Regions from separate parts of the Homo sapiens genome. Here region 2 is linked to region 1. A link is a loop called in an ENCODE intact Hi-C map of the cell type or tissue named here. Cell type or tissue: K562. All regions are shown on one strand. Each heading gives the region's core, and the rest is flanking DNA. Links, peaks and the distances in the headings are about the cores only. Region 1 overlaps GABBR2 (gamma-aminobutyric acid type B receptor subunit 2). Region 2 overlaps GABBR2 (gamma-aminobutyric acid type B receptor subunit 2).

What was found. Peaks named below come from ENCODE experiments on the same cell type or tissue, not always from the same donor. Only the 100,000 strongest peaks of a DNase experiment are listed, where the experiment ranks them.
Region 2: a loop joins it to region 1, with 10 times the contacts of the local background. A loop is called at or near these places in 2 of 110 quality-filtered maps.

Annotation. Positions count from the first base shown.
Region 1 is chr9:98,310,004-98,321,172 of GRCh38, reverse strand. GABBR2 (gamma-aminobutyric acid type B receptor subunit 2) reads left to right here. Exons shown (of 19, transcript NM_005458.8): 14 at 9,968-10,078. Among named protein-coding and RNA genes, the nearest start is that of TBC1D2, 60 kb to the right of the region's middle. In K562, for the core only: a CTCF peak has its summit at 5,448 (motif pointing left); DNase peaks (open chromatin) are centred at 1,842, 4,462, 5,412, 9,402 and 1 weaker place.
Region 2 is chr9:98,437,062-98,448,230 of GRCh38, reverse strand. All of the region lies in intron 7 of GABBR2 (gamma-aminobutyric acid type B receptor subunit 2), which reads left to right. Among named protein-coding and RNA genes, the nearest start is that of TBC1D2, 190 kb to the right of the region's middle. In K562, for the core only: CTCF peaks have their summits at 4,492 (motif pointing left) and 5,880 (motif pointing right); a DNase peak (open chromatin) is centred at 5,920.

The sequences.
Region 1 (11,169 bases), core at 1,714-9,713:
ATCCAGGAAATATTGCCTCAGACCCCCCAGGGCCGAGTCCTGGGAAGGTCCTGAGCCTGCTGGAGACTCCTGCCCTTTCCCAGGCCTTTCCTGTAGGCTCCAGGTCCTGTTCCTGGGTCACAAATGCACCAGTGGTCCCCTTACCCCTCAAGCAGTTCCTGAATTTTATTTTATTTATTTATTTATTTTGTATTATTATACTTTAAGTTTTAGGGTACATGTGCACATTGTGCAGGTTAGTTACATGCGTATACATGTGCCATGCTGGTGTGCTGCACCCACTAACTCGTCATCTAGTATTAAGTATATCTCCCAATGCTATCCCTCCCCCCTCCCCCCACACCACAACAGTCCCCAGAGTGTGATGTTCCCCTTCCTGTGTCCATGTGATCTCATTGTTCAATTCCCACCTATGAGTGAGAATATGCGGTGTTTGGTTTTTTGTTCTTGCGATAGTTTACTGAGAATGATGACTTCCAATTTCATCCATGTCCCTACAAAGGACATGAACTCATCATTTTTTAAGGCTGCACAGTATTCCATGGTGTATATGTGCCACATTTGCTTAACCCAGTCTATCGTTGTTGGACATTTGGGTTGGTTCCAAGTCTTTGCTATTGTGAATAATGCTGCAATAAACATACGTGTGCATGTGTCTTTCTAGCAGCATGATTTATAGTCCTTTGGGTATATACCCAGTAATGGGATGGCTGGGTCAAATGGTATTTCTAGTTCTAGATCCCTGAGGAATCGCCACACTGACTTCCACAGTGGTTGAACTAGTTTACAGTCCCACCAACAGTGTAAAAGTGTTCCTATTTCTCCACATCCTCTCCAGCACCTGTTGTTTCCTGACTTTTTAATGATCGCCATTCTAACTGGTGTGAGATGGTATCTCATTGTCGTTTTGATTTGCATTTCTCTGATGGCCAGTGATGGTGAGCATTTTTTCATGTGTTTTTTGGCTGCACAAATGTCTTCTTTTGAGAAGTGTCTGTTCATGTCCTTCGCCCACTTTTTGATGGGGTTGTTTGTTTTTTTCTTGTAAATTTGTTTGAGTTCATTGTAGATTCTGGATATTAGCCCTTTGTCAGATGAGTAGGTTGCGAAAATTTTCTCCCATTTTGTAGGTTGTCTGTTCACTCTGATGGTAGTTTCTTTTGCTGTGCAGAAGCTCTTTAGTTTAATTAGATCCCATTTGTCAATTTTGTCTTTTGTTGCCATTGCTTTTGGTGTTTTAGACATGAAGTCCTTGCCCATGCCTATGTCCTGAATCTTACTGCCTAGTAAGATTACTGAATTTTAGTAGAACTTCCTGAAGGTGAGGAGGAGCAGGCCCTTTCCACAAGAGGCATGGCTCTCCCAGGGGGCATCTCATCTGGCTGCCAAAACAGCTGCTAGTTCCAGGTTCTTTTCTGCGCCTGCGTTTCTCCACCTATAAGAAGAGAAACTGGATCAATGCAGAACCCCATTCGTGTTTGGAAATGGGGAGACGGGAGGGAGATCAGGGCTGTCACAGTGACTAGAGGACATTCATGGCCTTTAGTACGCGGGGTCCAGGGGTTCTGTGCACCCCACCCAGCACAGAATAGTCCCTCCCAACAAATAATTGCTCTCTGCATCCCCAAAGAAAAGTGGCTGGAAGTGCCCATGTTGAGAAACCCTGGTGGGTGATCTTACATGTCCTTTCCAGATCTCTGATTCTGGAAAAAAAAAAAAAATCACCCAAACTTGTAATCATAACATTCTACAAAAAAAATGCTTACTTGAAATGACAGCTTCTAGCTTTGTTGCCTCAGAGGTGCGGGGCTGCTGCTGTGGAGATAAGCAGTCCAGCCCCTGAGGGATCTGGAAGGTTCCTCCCAGCTCCAGCGCTCTGTGGCTGTCTGCAGTGGGGGATAATAATGATGCTTTCCACATCAGGAGCAGGCTTTCCCGTCTCTCCAGCTTGCGAGTCACACCGCACCTCCTTTGATCATCTTGCCAGCCCTGGGAGGTTGTAGATGAGGAAGTTATGGCTCAGAGAGGCTGGGAGACATGTGCAAAGTCACACAGCTGGCAAGAGGTGGACTTGGGATCTGAGTCCAGGGCCCTTTCCCCTCCCTGCCTAGGCATCCTTGTTGGCACCCCAAAAGAGGCCATGTTGACTCACCTGCCTTCCCAGGAAAGGAGAACCATCTCAAAACTCTGAAATGCAGTCTGGGAAGGCCAAACACACCCCCTAATACACACACACCACACACACACACACACCCCCAACACACACACACACACACACACAAACTCACATTTACATGCACACCTACACTCACCCCCAGCAGAAAAACCTACCAATTTTACCATATACTTTAAAAATCAACTTTGGAATTTGAAAAAAGAAAAGAGGCAGGTATGGCCCAGGGAGAAAGTTCTGCATGCCAACTTCTGGGAGCTGGTCAGAAGGTGGAAAGCACCCCCTCCCTCAAAGGAGCACTGGCCGGGCCGGGCTGGGCTGGGCCTAGGAACCCTTTCCACCCACAGTGGTGGCAGGAATAAAAGGTCCGAGTGACCCGCGCCAAGAGCCCCGTGATCAGAGGTGAATTGCGTGGCCCTCCTCATGTGCACCATCTGGACTCCCCATCCTCCCTGCCTGGGCCTGTTGCCTCGCCCACCCCTAACCGCCCTGGCCAGCCCTGCACAGGACACACAGAAGCACATGATTGTCAAGGTCTGGTCCAGGGTCAGAAACATACAGAGGAGCCCTGTCAAGTCTGGCCTTGCGCTAAGTCATCACTCTGTGTCAGAGGTGTGCGGGTGACAAAGAGAATCTGCGTTCTTAACCAGACTGCTTCTAAGCTGAGAACCAAATATTACCCTACTGTTTCAAATCCTTTAAGGCCTTGCTGCCCAAAGGGTGGCCCCTGGATCAGCTCCTCCCCTGGAACTGCTTAGAAATGCAGCATCCCAGGCCCCACCCGGGACCGCGCACCTGAATCTGCATTTTAACAAGCTCCCCAGGCACTTTGTGCTCACATTATCGAGTGAGAAGCCATGCTGTCCTCTCGCTTATCACACTTCAGCCTCTCTGGCCACATGAGGGTTCCTCAAATATGCTGATGTCTTTGCATTTCAGGTTCTTTTCCCTTGCCATGCCTTCTGCCATGCGTGCTCTTCCCCTAGCTTTTCACATGGCTGGCATTTCTTATCTGCCGGGTCTCAGACTAAATGTCACCACTGCAGAGTAGCCATCCCAGGCTACCTGATCTGAAACAACTTCCCTCATTAGCACCCCTCCAAGTGCCCGTAGTTTCCTTTAGGAATATTTATCACTGTTTGTATTCATAACTGTACTGTGTGGTTTGTTGAATGCCTGTGTTTGTTGAGCAGCCCCCGTTCCACTGGAATGTACCCTCCAAGAAGGCAAGCGCCATGTTGGTCTCATTCATCCTGTACCCCCACACCAACATGGTGCATGACACACAGCAGGCACATGACAAATCCTCATGGAGTCGATTTCGAATGAATGAATGTAGGACAAATACAGTCATGAAATGTAGGACAGATAGAGTCATCTCCCAATGACTCAGACTCCCATTAACTACACTGTAAATCAACCCATGGGCTCCCTTCACAAATGGGAAACTGAGGTCTAGAAAAGGGCAGGGATTTGCCCAAGATCACCCAGCAAGTCTGTAGCAGGACCAAGGCTTTTGACCTTTCAGGCCTCAACACCTCCACTTATGCTCCAACTCCCTGCCTGTCAGTTTGTGCAGCCGGACAGAGCGGGATATTTGCAGGGGGCACTGACCTACATTGTGAGTAATTGCATTATGCAGAGGGACTCTCGGGCCAGCTGCTCTCCTTTTGCCGCACAGATGGGAGAGGCTTTCCCCGGCAGCTTCTGCGTGCCTCCTGCTGAGCAGCAGCCTGACCAGAAGTCAGGTGTGAGCACTTCCATCTTCTGGCCGTCCCAAACCGGTGTGGCCTCACTGCTGGACACGGTGCCCTGCCAGGCAGGAAAGAGCATTTTATCAGCCTGAGTTCAGCTCGCAGCACCAAAGCGCAGCCTTCACCCTAAAGCTCTGGGGGCTTCAGGGGAAGCCACTGTTGAATATTTAACGATTAAGTTCTTCCTCCCTCAAATAAGCACTTTGCAGTTTATAGAGCCGGTTACACCCACTGTCTCCTCCGATTTGACACAATGATGCACGTGAGAGGAGGGCACATCAGGGAAGGCTCATGGTGAAGGAGGAGGGAGTGCTGGTTTGAGAGTCACACACGCCTGGGTTTAATCTCAGCCCCGAGACTTACTAGCTGGAGATCTTGGGCAAGTTACTTCACCTCTCTGTGACTCTGTTTCCTCATCTGTGAAATAAGTATAACACCTTGTTGGATTTTTGTGACTTCAACAAGATGACGGGTGTAGAGTTCCCAACCCAGCAGTGAGCACATCATTGTCACTCATGATAAGGCAGCTCTTGGTGTCCTTATGGCTGATGTTATCTGGTGAAGTCAGCCCTCTCTCTCTGAGGCTGCCTCTCATGGGAACTGTCCTGGTCTTACTGGAATGGGAGAGCCATGAGGACAGGGCTCTTGTCTATCCAGGTTATTGCTGCATGCCCAGAACAGTATCTGGCAAATGGTAGTGCTTAACAGTTATTCACTGTATGAATGAATGAATGAATGATTTCTTAGGCAATTGCCAAAGAGAGCAACAAGTAAGGAAGAAAAATAACAAAAGTGGCCGGGTGCAGCGGCTCACGTCTGTAATCCCAGCACTTTGGGAGGCTGAGGCAGGCAGACCATCTGAGGTTGGGAGTTCGAGACCAGTCTGACCAACATGGAGAAACCCCGTCTCTAATAAAAATACAAAAATTAGCTGGGCGTGGTGGCGCATGCCTGTAATCCCAGCTATTCGGGAGCCTGAGGCAGGAGAATCGCTTGAACCCAGGAGGCAGAGGTTGCAGTGAGCTGAGATTGCGCCATTGCACTCCAGCCTGGGCAACAAGAGTGAAACTCTGTCTCGAAAAAAAAAAAAGCCAGTTGAAAATTTTGCAGGCCAGCTATCCAGAGCAAGAAAAACATTCTAAGGGCAATGCAAATGCTGTCCTGTACAGAAGAGAAGAGGCCGAAGCCCGGGCTTAGGCCCTGACCCTGATGTCTGCAGGGGTCAGTGCCCTGTGCTCGCTGGCCCTGGCCTGCGTGGACAGTCCACACTGGGAACAGGCCGAGTGCAGTGCCCAAGTATAGCCTGAATACTTCCCCAACAGCTGCTCCAGAAGTGGGGGAGTCCCCCATGGTGCTTGGAAATCTGGCCTCATGTAAGGCCAGTGGGTGCCTTCCAGAGTAGCACAAGATGCTGCTGACAGCTTCACCGTTTCCGGCCCCACCGATCTATAGTAGTTGGTAGTTCTGTGTCCCCAGCAGAGGGTAATCCACCACCACCAGGCTGGACCCTTCATGTGGCTCTTTGGTGCCCTCTAGTGGTGCTGCTTTGGTGCACGACAATGACAAGGAAGCACTGGGGGTTGGGGGGTGGGTAGCCCACCTGCCCCTGCAGGTTGCATGCTCAGGTGCATCTCTCCCCATGTGTGGCTGCACAGACCACTGCGAACTCCAGGCCCAGGTAGAATCTGGATGGATTAGACAACACCTACAGCTTGTACAGTCTGCTTTGTGGTTCAGTGCAGGAGTCACTTGATTTTCTTCCAGATGCCCATTGCCAGCCTCACAGGAACAGGAACATCATCACTCCCAAAACTATCCCAACCCCTGCCACCGTAACCTCTGACCTGTGACAGGGAGATGGGGCTGCATGAGGATGACATTAGTGACCAGAACATTTTTGCAGTTTATTTCTGGATCAGCACCTGAATATGGGGAAGGTGGGTGTGGGAGCAGCTCGGCCACCCCAGGACCACTGACTTCCATGAACTCTCAGTGGACCCATCGTGTTTGTTTGCTACCCTCCTGCCAGGACTGTGCTTAAGGCTGCTGAGATGGGTGCGGAACTGAAAGGCCAAAGATAAGAATTCAGATTTCAAGATTCCGAGAGGTCAGAGCGGTGAAGGTGGGGTTGCGGGGGAAGGGGAGCAGCTAAGAGAAAGGTAAAGGTAGCCAGGCTGGAATGTCAGCAGCACAGGGGGAAAGACTGGGCTAGCAGCAGTTCTGTGAAAACTACCTGATGGGTCTTGGTCCAACCTGAAGGAACACATGAATCACTGGTGGAAGATTATATAGAAAGCCAAGGAGACCCAGAGAAAGAGGTCAAGCTGACTTGCTCAGCACTTGACTTGCTCAGCACTGCCTGGAGTACTGAGCTCCATTCAAAGCCTGTAGGAGTGGTAAATCTGTAGAGCAGTGGTAAACTCCAGCAGGTTGACTGACAAGGTGGCCTGGGTGGAGGAAGGCACAGTGGTGTGTCCCCTCTCTGTAGATCTTCCCTCCTGTGGAAGGTGTGCAGACTCAAAGAGAGAGCTTGGAATTATTCTGGGGAACCCCAGGGGAGAGATGAGCCCCGGTGAGTGGAGGTCCAGGAGGAGAAGGCTGTGGCTCCGTGAAAGCACTGTGTACTACCTCACCGGGAGCAGGAGGGAGGGGCTCCCTGCCACTGCAGTGTGTAAGCCAGGCAAGCCTTGTCAGTTTCCTGTGAAGAGCACTTCATCCCATTGAGCAATGCTGTATGACACAACTAATTTTCTCCACACCGAGAATCTAAGATTCCATCATAAATTACTGCTGTTCATTGTAGAGGAAAAGACAGGATCACCGTTAATGGGTTTGCCATTCATGCATAACTGGAATGGGTCCGTGCTACTGCATTCTGATGTTGGCCTGATTGTCACACACTGGAGAAACCCAGATTCTGCCACTAAGTCAGTTGACCTTGGGACCAAGCCAGTTCTGTCACCTTAATTAAACAATGAAAGGATGTCAGGAAACCCCCATTGCCCTTAATAAAATGCAGCCCAGCTCCTGGGTGGGTAGCAGTGGAGGGGAAATCTCTACCCCTGGCCACTCTGACTTTAGTTTCTGGAGATCACCTCCCTCCGGGGTGTTTCTTACTGCAGAGCCTTCAGGAAACCACATTATCCCCTCTAGCACTCCAGCCCAAGTGTGGACTCAATGCACATGGACCCAAAGAGGTTGAGCTAAGGCTTTCTGTGGCTTGGGACAGCGAAAGGCAAATCAAGCCTGAGAGAACACACAGCAGGATGATCTGGTCAAAAAATGGCCTGAACCCCCAGGTCCCACCCCTCCTAGCTCCTCCTGCTTTCACGTGGGAGCACCATCTTTCCCCCACCTCACAGAAGCCCAGGTCCATTGCCTGCTTCAAAGGTCACACCTGGAGAGCAAGACCAAAAAACTAGTTTCTAAACGCTACCCGTCTAAGACCTGCCTTCTACCCCTGGGTCCCATCAAAGTACCTTCTTCCTAGTGATTGACCCTGGGGATGCCCATGCCTTACCCTCAGGAGTGTGGCTTTACCCTGGGCCTCAACAGCACAACTCCATCAGAATATAACATCCTGAACACAGTTATTTGGTGATATACTCCCAGTGGCAAACAGATTGCAAAGGAATCTTCAACTTTACTTAGTAAGTTTGTGCTTGACAGTTGTATGGATGTATCAATTTTGCAACTATTTAGTGTCTAATGTAGGACTGAACAAATCAGTAAATATTTTGATGTTGTTCGAAGGCAGGGATTCCACTGTTGGAGAAGAGTGATGAAAATATGGAATGGGGAAGGCAAGCAAGAACTCGGCAGTGTTGGATCTTATCTAGACAGACAGACAGACAGATTTATTTTTAAAAGAGCTTAGAAGTAGTGACAACTTAGGAACAGTGAGACCATCAAGTGCCTACATCTTGGTTTCTAAACACCATTCTCCACTAAAAAGAACAAGGACTCCTTGGAGAAATGGTTGATTGCAAGGCTGGGAGCAAGAAGAGTTCAAGGAGTGCTGGAATCGTTGTGCCAAGAAGTAAGAAAGTGCTCAAAAAAATTATGGTGATGTGTGGAAAAAACATAGAAGGCAGCATGAAGTTGTTTTCCACTGGCCCAATCTGGAAAAATTTAAGCATCAACATGAATAAGATAGCAAAGGATTATAAGACATTGAATTAAAAAGGAACATACTAGGCCAGACATGGTGGCCCATGCCTGTAATCCCAGCCCTTTGGGAGGCGGAGACGGGCAGATCACCTAAGGTCGGCAGCTCAAGACCGGCCTGGCCAGCATGGTGAAACCCCATCTCTAATAAAAATACAAAAATTAGCCAGGCATGGTGGCGGCCGCCTATAATCCCAGCTACTCAAGAGGCTGAGACATGAGAATTGCTTGAACTCAGGAGGCAGAAGTTGCAGTGAGCGGAGATCACGACATTGCACTCCAGCCTGGGTGACAGAGACTCTATCTCAAAAAAAAGGAACATACTGATATACATAAATAAATGGGAGGAAAGGAAAGCTCTTCTTTGCAGTAGAATGCCAAGTGTTTAAATAGAATGGTAGAGTTAGAAAATCACCATTTTGCAGCTACCAAAGTAATAAATGACTCAGGTAAGAATTATCAATGGTTGCTGAAACCACTGCGTGAACATTTGTGGGGGAACAGGATACTTACACAGTCTCAAAGTAGCTCCCACAGATTATTTATTAATTACAAATGGGGAAATGATACCTTTGAAATGGATGTCTGACAGAAATCATGTCAACCAAGTGATCACAGAGTGCCAACGCGTCCCCCTGATGTGACTCTTACTTATGTAGGATTCCTGACAAGAATACATAAAATCTGAATATAAAACATTCAGGCTAATCCAAATTGAGGGGCTTCTACAAAATAACTGAACTAGATTTTTCAGAAACAATGACATGAAAGACCAAAGTAGGCTGAAGAATTGTTTGAGATTAAAGGAAACCAAAGACACGTAAGTGCAATAATGATGCTGGATTGGATCCTGCATTGGAAAATCCACAGTTGCTTTAAAGGACGTTATTAAGCCAATTGGCAAAATCTGAAAATGGCTAGTATATTAGATAATACACTGTATCAGTGTTAAATTTTCTGAATTTAGTAAGTGTATGTGATTGTGCAAGGGAATCCCTTGTTCTTAGGAAATATATGCTAGGATATTCAGGGGTGAAGGGTCAGGATATCTGCAATTTACTCTCAAATGGTTCAGAAAAAAATAAATGTACAGTAGATGTTGTTTCATTCCCTGGGTGTCTTTTTGTCTTGTTGCCACCATCTGGCCAATTATCTCCCAGAGTTTCCCAATTCAAGTTCCTGCCAGAGAGAATGTGCTCAGGAGGGATCCTCTCCATCAACCCTCATTAGGCAGAGCACTTTGTAGGAGGAAACCTCATAGGTATCTGACAAGCCTCTGGATTGGCTGCCTGGGGTCAGGTGCCCATTCTTTGTCCAGTCAGCTCTGGCCAAGGATGAGTCATGTGGTACACAACCTGGCTGCCATCACTGCTCCAGCAGTGGGGCTGTGGGCAAGAGGGTCTCCTCAGAAGGGTTTGGCAGGCCCCAGGCTTGGGCAGGCCAGTATATCCTATATCTCCAGTTGCACAGAGGTAACCCCAGAGATACCTGAAGACCTCCTGACCTAACTTTATACCTCATTCTCACAACAAATATTAGCGGTACCTGCATTGGGCCAGGTTTTGTGTTAGATCCTAGGGGCAAAGAAGTGACCCAGTTCCTACCCTCAGGAGCTCTGACTCAAATTGGAGAGGCATGAATTATGCAGAGAACTGGAGTGCAGGGTTGAATTGCTACCAACAAACAGAAGGCAGTCAACGCTAGTTGAGGCCTGGGCTCCACACCTTAGGAACACAGAGATGGGGTCCAAATGGCCTGCTGAACAGTGGCATTGGCTATGGCTCACAGGAGGGAAAAGGGCTCTCAGATAAGGACCCAGTTGCTGGAAGAGTGTCCTGTGCCATCCCTGAGTCTCTGTTTTCTCTTTGCACAGCCGGACCCAGCAGGACGGGATATCTCCATCCGCCCTCTCCTGGAGCACTGTGAGAACACCCATATGACCATCTGGCTTGGCATCGTCTATGCCTACAAGGGACTTCTCATGGTAGGTGCAGAGCAGGAGACAGTGTTGAGGGGGGACACTTCTTTGTTGGGCCTCTGTCTCCCAGGGGCCTCCATCAATGTAAAAATAAACAGAGCCTCCATGACTAAGCAGTTACTCTCTGTGGACTCAGTGCCTGCCACATGCTATCTCAGTTCCTGCAGCAACCCTATGAGATAGGTACAAATAACATCCTCATTTCACTGATGACACTGAGGCTTGGTGTCTTGCCCAAGGTCATCTGGCTAGTAAGTGGCAGAGTCAAGATCTTAACCAGAGAGTAACCCAAAAACTCGTGGCTGTGCCTTACAGCTGTCACTGCACTACTCCCAGGAAGAGCAGTCTGCCGACATCCAGTGCATGTTCATGTCCAGCATTTCAGCGGACCCTCTCTTAAGTCCATGGGAGGTGGGCAGGATCATCCCCATTTAATAGATGAGGAGGGTAAGCCTCAGAGAGGTTAAATGATTTGCCAAAAGCTGCCTAGTAACCTCCAAACTGCAAACCCAGCACTCTTTCCACTTTACTCATCTTTTGAAATCAAAGATCATGCTAGGTGCTGTGGCTCATGCTTGCAATGCCAGCACTTTGAGAGGCCGAGGTGGGTGGGTCACCTGAGGTCAGGAGTTCGAGACCAGCCTGACCAACGTGGCAAAACCCCATCTCTACTAAAAATACAAAATTAGCTGGGTGTGGTTGTGGGCGCCTGTAATCCCAATTACTTTGGAGGCTGAGGCAGGAGAATCGCTTGAACCCGGGAGGCAGAGGTTGCGGTGGGCCGAGATCAGGCCATTGCACTCCAGCCTGGGCAACAAGAGCGAAACTCCGTCTCAAAAAAAAAAATCAAAGATCACATACCAAGCCCACGTTGTGAAATTCCAACATTAGGAAGAACTTGAAAGGTCAGCTCCACCATATTTCAGCCCAGGTTGATCCTTGAATCTTCTCTCCTATATCCTATATAAACCATGCTTCCACTGAAAGCCATCTAGTGACACAAAGCTGGTCACTGCGCCCTCCTCAGATCTTTCCACAGGGAGGTTAAGTCACCATTCACCCCCGTTTGACCCCACTTAGAGGCCAAAAATGAAGCC
Region 2 (11,169 bases), core at 1,083-9,082, 130 kb before region 1:
TCCCTCATTCTCGGTGGGTGTACTCTATGTGGGAACGATCACAGTTGGAAAGAGAGTGACCCATTAAGTTCCTCCAAATAATAGAGCCATCCTTCATCCTCTGCCCAGTGTCTCTCAACCAGCAGCGGGTCTGGACATCCTAGTGTAACCTCTGTCAGGACAGGCTGGCACCCTTAGGTTCAGGCATTTCACCTCCGATGGCTGTTATCTTCTAATTGGTCTCACCAAGGTGATGAAGAACAGCAGATGGCGATTTGCAGAGTGTATTGATCCATTTGCTTTTGTTGCTGGTGAAGAGGGATCCAGCCTTAGCCAGTATACCCCTTAAAGTTTCTGCAAGATTTTTAAAAAATTATTTCTACTAAGACTCAAAAAATGCTCCCCCCACCCCCTAGACAAGTCACCACCCCACCACCCACCCTACCAACTTTTTACCTAAAAGGAGGACATCATAGAGTTAAACTCAGTTTGGCTGGAATTCCAAGTACTCTAAGTAAGGTCAAACTAGGTAGCCAGAGAAAACCAACAGGTTCCTCGTTCCAGGGGAATTTGCAATGTTGGCTCAAACCCACCTTTATTTCATCCCCACTGTTGCCTCGCCCTACTGTGATCCTGGAGTTTGTGCACTTGGTTTTTTTAAGTCAAAATATAATTTTACACACACACACACACACACACACACACACACACACATACATACTAGTTACATATCATCTTGTTAGAGTTGTCCCATCTCTCCTGCCTGTTTGATCTTTTGGGGTCCTGGTTTTACTTTCCAATGTAGAGACTAAACTTCAGGCCTCCCACCAGCCAGACATTGGTGTCTTATATTTGATATCATCATTTACTCATAGAAGTCTTTTTTAGGGGCCGGGCGCGGTGGCTCACGCCTGTAATCCCAGCACTTTGGGAGGCCGAGGCGGGTGGATCACGAGGTCAGGAGATCGAGACCATCCCGGCTAAAAAACGGTGAAACCCCATCTCTACTAAAAATACAAAAAATTAGCCGGGCGTAGTGGCGGGCGCCTGTAGTCCCAGCTACTTGGGAGGCTGAGGCAGGAGAATGGCGTGAACCCGGGAGGCGGAGCTTGCAGTGAGCCGAGATTGCGCCACTGCACTCCAGCCTGGGCGACAGAGCGAGACTCCGTCTCAAAAAAAAAAAAAAAAGAAGTCTTTTTTAGGTTGAATCTGGGAAAGAAAAAGACAAGAAACAGGGCACCGGGAACTCCATCCAGAAATAAGGAAAACTCTACCCAGTCAAGATTTGACACCACTTGGGGCTGGTCATTCTTCCAGTTGTGACTCTATCCCCCAGATTATCCTGATTGTGCCTGTTTCTTGACTTTGTGCTCAAGGCTGTCACTGGAGAACTTGTTAGAAGCTCTGAAATAGTCCAAATGTGGTATAACAACTGGGAGCCCTAGAACATGGGGCTTGTTCCAGTGACCCCATGCTAGCGTCCAATGCCACCCCACGGTTTCCTATTCTGAGGTCCCTTTTTCATGTTCCTTTCTTGTCTGCTGCCCGGGAGCAACAGAAAACCCATCCAGAACTTTCTCTGTACCTCATGTGTCCCCAGCACATCCCAGACCCAGGTAGTTCCAGTGAAATTGCATCACACATAAACTTAACATAGGAGCTGATTTGAGACTCTAATCTCTCTCCCTCCATTCTCTGGCTAACCAGCCCACCCTCAAACTCAGATGAAATGTACCATTGCCCAGGACATGGCAGTGATCAACTATAACAAGAATTACAAATTTGAAAGGTCAAGTAAAAACAGGTCACAGTGTATGTATCTCTTAGAGCTGTGTGACCTTGGAGAAGTTACTTACATCTCTGTGCCTCAGTTTCCTCATTTGTAGAGTGGCGGTAAATATTTCTTCTTTCAAAGTGTGGCTGTGGGAAATAATAATGTTTAGTACCTAAGAACTACATCATCATTATTGCTATTATTATTACTACTGCTATTAAAATGGCTACTTTACAAAGAGCAGAGTTTGTGTGGGTCTAATCAAGACCCAGCAAACAATCATTGCATACCTATGAGATACCATTCTGTTTCATATATATAATCTCATTTCACCCTCTCAACAATAAACAAATCTATTAACTTGTAAGAAGGCTGGAGTGGTTTACTATCCACACAGAACCAAGTAAACTCTGCCTCTAAGCAAGAACACTTGAGTTCTCTCCTGTGGCCATTCACTCTAGGGATTTGAAAGTTACCTTAATGTGGAAGGCATCTGCTCTCAGCTCTCCCTCCTCTTCCTCCCTTTTGACTAGCTCAGTGCTCCAGCAGCCCTAAGCATTACCACTCAGCATTACACACAAAAGCTAATTGCAGCAGATGCTGATGGTGTCCCACCCAGATCTCCTGAGCTCAGTTTCAGAGGGCTGCTTAGGTTTGCTTATCCCCCAGCTGCTGCAGGTGCCCCTGCTAATGGCTCACACCTGCTGCCTTCCCTACAGTCCCTACAGGATTGGGCAATTGGTGCCTCCTGCCTGGAGGTGCCTGGGAATTACACCCACACCATCAGCCTGCAGCAATGACCGATGCATTGGTACAACACCCAGTGCAATTTACCCTCCAGGGCTTCCAACCAGAACAGGCTGAGGCTCACCTTCATCTTAAACCACATCTGAGCATGGCCTCTTCCTTTTTCTTCTCTCCCTTACAGGTTTCTTCCGAGAACACGTCGTTAACAAATTACTGACATGTGATTCCCTGTCCTAGGCTTTGTTTCTGGAGGACCCCATCTAAGACACCCATGTGTATTTATGGGAAATTTAAGCATTTTCAAGAGAAAATTTTTACTATAACCTTATAGTTACCATATGTGTAACTTTAGAACCAATGGTCCTCCTTACCTACCCCCACACCCGATTGGAGGGTTCTGGACTCTTCTCCCTCGTCCCTGGTGCATTTTGCATGCACCCCTGCCAGTTGCAGTAGCCTGTAGGAGAGCCATATTCGTCTCCTCCAGCGAATTACTATCTCCCAGATTTGCAGGGACCACAGCCCTTCCTTTCTCTGATCCCCTCGTACTTCACCTGGCCCTTTATGCCTGGTAGAAGCTCAATAATTCCTGATAACCTCTAGTGAATGTTGTTGGATTAAATTCACAAATGATTGAGAAATTCAATCACACTTTTCTACTCTGTTGCCTTCCAGGCATCTATAAACTAAAAAGACTTTTTCAACCCGATAAATAATCAGAACTGACAACAGAAGTATTAACAGGACTTAGATTTCTTGAATCTGCTAATAGTGATTACCAAATTCTTGCTGTGATACCTGGTAGCGGTAATTCACACAAGGTCACGTGCGTGTGTGTGTGTGTGTGTGTGCGCGCGCGCGCATGTGCATATGCATGTGCACGTGCACGCATGCGTTGGAGGAATCCCTTCCTGAGGCAGCATAAAAACTCATCCCTTACTCCCCTCTCAATCTCTCGTTTCTCCCATAAGCAACTCTCTGGGGCTCAAATCCCAGGGCTTGAGCAGCAGAAGCAATTGCTGATGGGCCCTCTGTGACTTCAGATTGTCAGAAACATTTTCGAGAGGTAATTGCTAGTAATAAACAACAACTATAATAATAATAATCCTTGCTGTGTGACTGCCCTGTTTACAGAGTGCATTTATAGTCTCTCCCATCTTCCTTCCTTAATGCAATTACATTTATTCACTCATGCTAATAATAGTTATCAATTAACGAGCTCCTACTGTATCCCAGGAAGCATTCTAAGCACTTTTCCCTTATTATTGAATATGGTGGGGACGTACAATTCCCAGTTCCTGGTACACTCCTCCAGTGAGCTGCATCTGGCTTGCTCACCTATGTCAGGTCTCTCCCCTCCTCTCTCCTTCCCAGTGAGACCTAACCTGACACCCTACTTTAAATTGCAACTCCCTCCCCATCCACCCAGCCCCCCTCTACTCATCCTTCTCCACAACATCTAGCCCCATCTGACATACTACATATTTTACTTATTTATTGTCTGTTTTATTTTCTGCTTTATCTCTAAGGCTTAGAACTGGGTGCCTGGGACATAGTAGGTGCCTGATAAATATTTGTTTAATGAACAGATGATTTAAATAATTAATGACATGTCATAGATTAAAGAAACAGGCTCAGCAAAGTTCAATGATTTACTCAGGATCCTTCAGGTAGTAAGTGAGAGTTTATGCAAGGCTACCAAGTCTGACTGACTCAAAGTCCATATTCTTAAGCATTTAGGTATCCAATTAATTCAACCAGCATTCATTGCACCTCCAGTAAGCCAGACCAGGGCCAGGTAGGAGTAGTAAGATGTAAGGTTTTGCCCCCAAGGGGCTCACAATGGGAACAACCAGGTGAGATGCATCAGAGAGAGAGCAGGTACTACCATCCCCATATTAATAGTGAAGGATGTAACGGTTCCCCTCTACACTGGATTATTTGTGTGTCTATCTGCCTCCTCCTGCTGGACTCTGAGCCCCTTGACAGTGGGGCCTGTAATTCTCTCTGTACCCCTGGTGTCTACAAGACCCAGCACTTAGTCCATGAAATATATTTGCTGATTGAATGAATTACAAAATTATAGCTCAGAAAGGCAAAGTGGCTATGTTGGGGTCCCACAGTGCATAACTGGTGAACCTGGTTCAGAATTACATTCTAGGTCTTCTGATCTAAATGCAAGTGTCTCCAAATCTTGTGCTGTTAGGCGTTGCTTGGCTGCCCTTCCCCCTTTAATTTAAATACAATTACAAATGACTGCAGACAATGTACAGCACAGGAAAGAAACCTACTCCTTCTGCTGTCAGATAAATTTGAAAGATCAAAATAATGTGGTTTAGCAATTTGTTTGAATTGATGCCTAACCTTCCAAAGCTTGCAAGTTTGACTTCATCAAGTCAGGGAAAAAATAGCTATTTCCTTAAGAAAAGCAGTGTGGGGGAGTGTATCAGCTTATGAGAGCTTCAACAGAAGGTGCAGGCTCTGTCTTTATCCCTGGGAGAAACAAAGAGGAGGCTCCTTGGAAGGAGCCAGGGACATGGTGGTCACAGCAAATTACCATAATGACAGATGTCATGATAATAGGAATGATGAACAGTTTTGAATGCCTACTATATGCTGAGCACTATGCCAAGCTCCTAGATGTATTATTTCACTTAATCCTCACATTCACCTGTTATGGATTGAATTGTGCCCCCCTAAAAAATCCATCTGCTGAACTGCAACCCACAGTAGCTCAGAATGTGACCTTATTTGGAAATAGGGTTGTTACAGATGTGATTAGTTAAGATGAGGTCGTACTGAAGTAAGGTAATCCAATATAACCAGTGTTTCTATAAAAAGGGGAGATTTGAAGACAGCCAGGCACACAGGGAGAATGCCATGTGATGATGAAGCAGAGATACGGATGAGGTTTCTATATCATCAGCAGTGTCAGTGATTGCCAGCCAACCACCAGAAGGTGACTGATCCTCCTTCACAGCCCTCAGAAGGAAGTGGCCTTGCCAACAACTTGATCTCAGACTTCTAGCCTCCACAACTGAGATAACAAATTCCCATTGTTTAAGCCACCCAGTGTGTGGTACTTTGTGATGATGGCCCAAGCAAACTGACACATCCCCAAAAAGTGGAGACTGCTATTTATTGTCACTGTTTTGCAGCTAAGAGGTTAAGGAGGTAGAGGATTAAGTAATTTAACCCTCTCATTCAACCTAAGAGGTTAAAAAATTTACCCAAGGTGACAGAGCTAGTGAGTAGAGAAGCTGGGATTTGAACATAAGCCATCTAACTTTCGACCCTCACTTTTAACCATTATCCTACACCTATAAAAGCTCTCCTCCATTAGGGGGCAAAAGAATCTAGCCCGAGAAGGACAATGTGGAAATAAACCAATGAGATCAGCACTTCCCACCACCCCAGTTTCCAGGGGGAGCTCTGTGGCTCTCCCTAACCTGCTGAGTAAGAGGCAAGGCTGAAGCCAGGCCCCAGCCCCTTGGTTCTGGGCCAGCCTCACTGAAAGCTCTGGCCACAGCACTGGAAGAGACTCTTTATATTGTACCCACCTTTCCCCTGATCGGGAGGAGGGAGGGCATTTTATAACCTCACCTGCCCTGTTCTAACTTATTCATGTGTTTCAAAATAACATATATTAATACATATTTATTTTGGATTATAAAAATTATCCATGTCCCTTGTAGAAAATGTGAAAAGTACAGGCACGCACCAAAGAGAAATCAGTCTCCTGAAACCTCATCATTCAGACAGACTCATGGGACACTTCACATTCAGATGTGATCCTTTTTATTTTAATTTCTTTATCATTTATTTTGGTCCCTCACATTATAAAACTTTTTCCATGGCAGTGGTTCTCAATCTTCTTAACCCTATCGTTTTTTAAATTGTGATAAAATATGTATAAAATAATGTTTACTGTTTTAGTCATTTTTAAGTGTACAAATTCAATGGCATTAAGCACATTGACCATGTTATACAAGCATCACCACTATTTATCTCCAGAACTTTCTCATCATCCTAAACTGAAACTGCATACCCATTAAATAACTCCCAGCTGGGCGCAGTGGCTCATGCCTGTAATCCCAGCACTTTGGGAGGCCAAGGCAGGTGGATAACCTGAGGTTGGGAGTTCTAGACCAGCCTAGCCAACAGGTGAAACCCTGTCTCTACTAAAAATACAAAAATTAGCTGGTTGTGATGGCACACACCTGTAATCCCAGCTACTTGAGAGGCTGAGGTGGAAGAATTGCTTGAACCCAGGAGGTGGAGGTTGCAGTGAGCTGAGATCATGCCACTGCACTCCAGCCTGGGCAACAGAGTGAGACTCTGTCTCAAAAAATAATAAATAATAATAATAATAATAACTTCCTTCAGAGGAGTTTTTATTAAATGGGTTATTTATTATGGGAGAGCTTATTTTATTTAGCTATTATTTATTATGATAGAGCAATTTTATTTAGCTGTACATTTATTTTTTAAGTATTTTTAAAGATATCATAGGTAGTTTGCTAATTTTAGAGGGAAATAATGGTATTTGCAAGCTACCGCTAACCAAATAGTTATTAGCCCAGCAAAAGTCTGGTTGCTTTTACATACAGAAACCTAAGAATGTGCATTTTTACATGTTGAAAATATAAATAGCAAATATTTTAAAGTAAATAGTACAATTAAACATTAGTGGTAGCCCCACTATTGAGGAAAATACTCAGAGATATATCCAGATCCTATATGAAAAACGAATCTGAAGATTACGTGCATTTCTCTTGGTGTGAGACCAGAATCTCCCTCTCTGTGTGTGTGTCAAGGTATGTTAGCCCAGGAGCTTGCTAAGCAGGAAGGAAGTTTTCTAAAATCAGGAGAAGACAGCTGACATAAATTTTAGCCGACAGGATGGCATGGCTGTGGGCCCTGATGGACACTGGCTCCGCCTGTGTGTGCTCATGCAGAGGTTACTCACACACACTCGATGTGACACTCTGTGCTCACGTGGATGAGAACCAGACCTGCGTGATGGAGAGAAGGACACTTGGAAGTGTCCACTTTCTCATGAAATTTCATGCCACTTTCTCATGAAATTCTAACCACCACTGCCACCTCCTTCTTCTTTCTCAATGGGATTCAGGCTTCCTAGAATTACTGCCTAAACCAGTAATTTTAAAGTAAAGACCTGGAGTCTGGTTGGGGCATTGTAAATTGTAGAAGGGGGGAAGTGGGGGACTATAAGGGACTGGAAGGGGGTGTCCACCTTTGTCTTCCTAAGAGGTATGAAATGGTTAAGAGTGTGGAACCTGGAGACAGAATTCCTAGGTTCTCATCTTGGCTCCACTTGCTAGCCAGGTAAACTTGAGCAAGGAATCAATCTCTCTTCATCTCAGTTTCTTATCTGTAAAACATAGATAGTGCCTTAGATCAAGCTCCTTGTAAATAGAGATGGGACATCTTTGCAGAAGGTTTGTCAGAGAGCATGCTCTGGATACACCTGTAGGGAAGTGAAGGGGACAGAACAAGAGCAAGAAGCTGATGGCAGTGTGGCTGCAACTGAGGCTCCAGCTGATTCTGGTAGCTCTGGAGCTGTGATGGAGCAGAGGCTGGGCCCAGGTGTCCTCTTATCAGCTAGTCACTGGCCCTAGGAGCAGGTGTATCCTTAGCCAAGGCAGTTCCTCATGGTGGAGGGTAATTCGCAGTAAGGAAGTAGGCTGGGACCTTCAGTAGCCAATATTCTCAGGAGCTGGGGAATGATGGTGCTTTGGCCCTAAAGAGGCCAAAATACTGGGCAAGCCCCCCAGTTACCCCTATAGATAACAACGGGGCCTACCTTAAAGGGCTGTGAGGATTAAAGAGGTTTATACATGTTGAGTGCCTGGGACACAGTATGTGCTGAATTAGTGCAAGGATGACAAGGAAGAATGTATTTGGATACCAACTTCACAGTCTTCTAGACCCTCAAACACCTATAATTAATTTTCCATGGGATTCTGTGGTTGGTGGGTCCCCAACCAGCTGCTTCAGTTGGATTCTTGCAGCTCTTGCCATCTTTGGTAATTCACATTCTGACATTCATATGCACGCAAACACACTCACATGCATGCATGCACACACACATCCCTAAATATGTGGTCTATGGGTATTCATATTCATCATGTATACAGCTATGTATCAACGTATTCCAGGAGTTTTCAAACTTGTTTTTCAAAGGAGATTTTACCTAGAAGCCCGATATTAGTGTCCTTCATTTAACATTTATGTTAGTATTAACATTGCCTTTAATATTACATTTTCTTTTTCCAATTTGCTCTTTGGAAGACTTTGCTGACTGTCCCTTTGGATTTAAAAATTAGTAAGCAAATTTCTGCAGTAACAAAGAAGAAGCAAAGCCTTCATGGGGAACCTGGGTCTGAGCTGTCAGGTCATCTCACAGGAGGCAGGCCCTGGAGGACAGCCTGGCAGCAATGGCAGCTTTTCCAATAGAGCAACAGGTGCCCAAGAAGGAACCACGGTAGCTGGTATCCAGACCCACACTCTTTATTTTAATGTTGCATGTTTATTTGAATGTGCACTGTAAAAATATAACCAGCATTTAAGGTAGCGAGATAAGCACTCTTTTTTCAGTTTTTTTTTTAAGGCAGATATTTAGTAAAGGAAAGCACAGATGGCGGGTAGATATTGTGAAAACCATGAGGGTGGCACACGTATGACAAGGTTTGGGAAACAGTGACCTCCTTATTGCTTTATCTTTATGTTAAGTCACTGTGGTCATCCCCTTAAAAGCTTAAGAAATGAATCAGAAGAGAGTGGGAAAGAGAATGAGAAAGAGAGAGAGAGAGAAGGGAGAGGGATCCACCAGCAGCAGCAGCACATTGATTTTCTTGGCCAGCTTGTGTAGTTACCAAAGCAGCAAACAGTACTGTGCTTTTTACGCATGAGGTTTTTGTGGTAGGGTTAATAGCCTTTTTGTTTAATGCCCTTTCACCTCATTCCCATGTTTTCAGTAATAAAAAATGGTGGCAGGCCAGGGAGTGGGTGTCCACTGAACAGAGCAGAGTCAAACTACTCTTAGAAACATGGCCCTCAGACCCCAGCAGCACAATGTAGAAATCCTTGAATTCACCCTCTTTTGCAATAATTTTGATTCCAGTTAATTCATTCGCTTGCATGAATTAACTTCTACTACCAACTCCTTGAGGGTAGGGTCTTTCTGAGATTTATCTCTGTTTTCAGTTTCTAGCACATGGCCTGGACTATAATTGAAGTTAGTGAACAGATACATCAGAGAGACTTTTATCATCCCTGTCCCCTACTTCTTGAATGTCTCCTCAGGGTTTTACACATAATAGATACACAGGAAGGCTGGTTGAATGTATGGGCAGATGGGTAGAGTGGTGGAGACATGGGTTGGGGGATGGGTGGAGGGGTGGGAATGTGAGTAGATAGTTGGATGGCTGAGTGGAAGGAGTGAATGGCGAATGAGTGATGAATATGTGGGTAGGTGTATAGATATAGATGGATGGATGGATGGATGGATGGATGGATGGATGGATGGATGGATAGGTAGATGGATATAGATGGAGGGATAACGTGTGGGTAGGTAAATATGGATGGATAAATGGGTGGATGGATGGATGGATGGATGGATAGATGTGTGGACAGGTGGATGGATACAGATGGGTGGATGGATGAATGGATACGTGGGTAGGTGGATAGATGTGGATGGATGGTTGGATAAATGAATGAGTATGTGGGTAGATGGATGCATGGGTGAATGAATGAATGGATGAGCATTTAGGTAGATGGATGGATGGGTATGTGGGTGGTGGGTAGGTGGATGGATGGATAGGTGCATAGATAGATGGACGGATGGATGGATAGATGTGTGGACAGCGGATGGATACAGATGGGTGGATGGATGGACGTGTGGGTAGGTCAATAGCTATAGGTGCATGGATGGATAAATGGATGAGTATGTAGGTGGATGGATGGATGGATGGATATATGGGTGGATGGGTGGGTGGATGGATGGATGGATAGTTATGTGAATAGATATATGCACAGATGGATGTGTGGGTAGATGGATGGATTAACAGGAAGATGGCAGGTGGGCAGATAAGAGGACAGACATAGATGAATGAGTGGATGAGTTTGTGGGTGGATGGATGGATGAAAGGATAGATGTGTAGATAGGTGGATGGATATAGAGGAGTGGATGTGTGTATGGATGTGTGGGTAGGTGGATGGATATAGATGAATGGATGGATAGATGGATGATTATGTGAGTAGATTGATGGACAGGTGGGTGGGTGGATGGATGGAGGGATGGATGGATAGACGGTGGTTGTATTGATAGATGATAGCAGGTGGATAGCTAGGCAGGTTTGTGGACAGGCATAGATGAATGGGTGGATGAGTTTGTGGGTGGAAGGGTGGGTAACTGAGCTAGTGAGTATGTGAACACTAGGCCTAGGAGAGGTAATTTCAGTTCATGTGTCTGCTGCATTTTAATCAAAGCACGTTTCTCTAGAAGGATCTTCAGAGGCAATGGCCCTGATATTTTGACTCCTTTTCTGTACAGGTCCTGACCTCTACAAAGTGTTTGCCACATTTTCTGATGTGAGGTCTCATCTTGTCATCTGACTCACGGAAATACATGTTTTATCTGATGC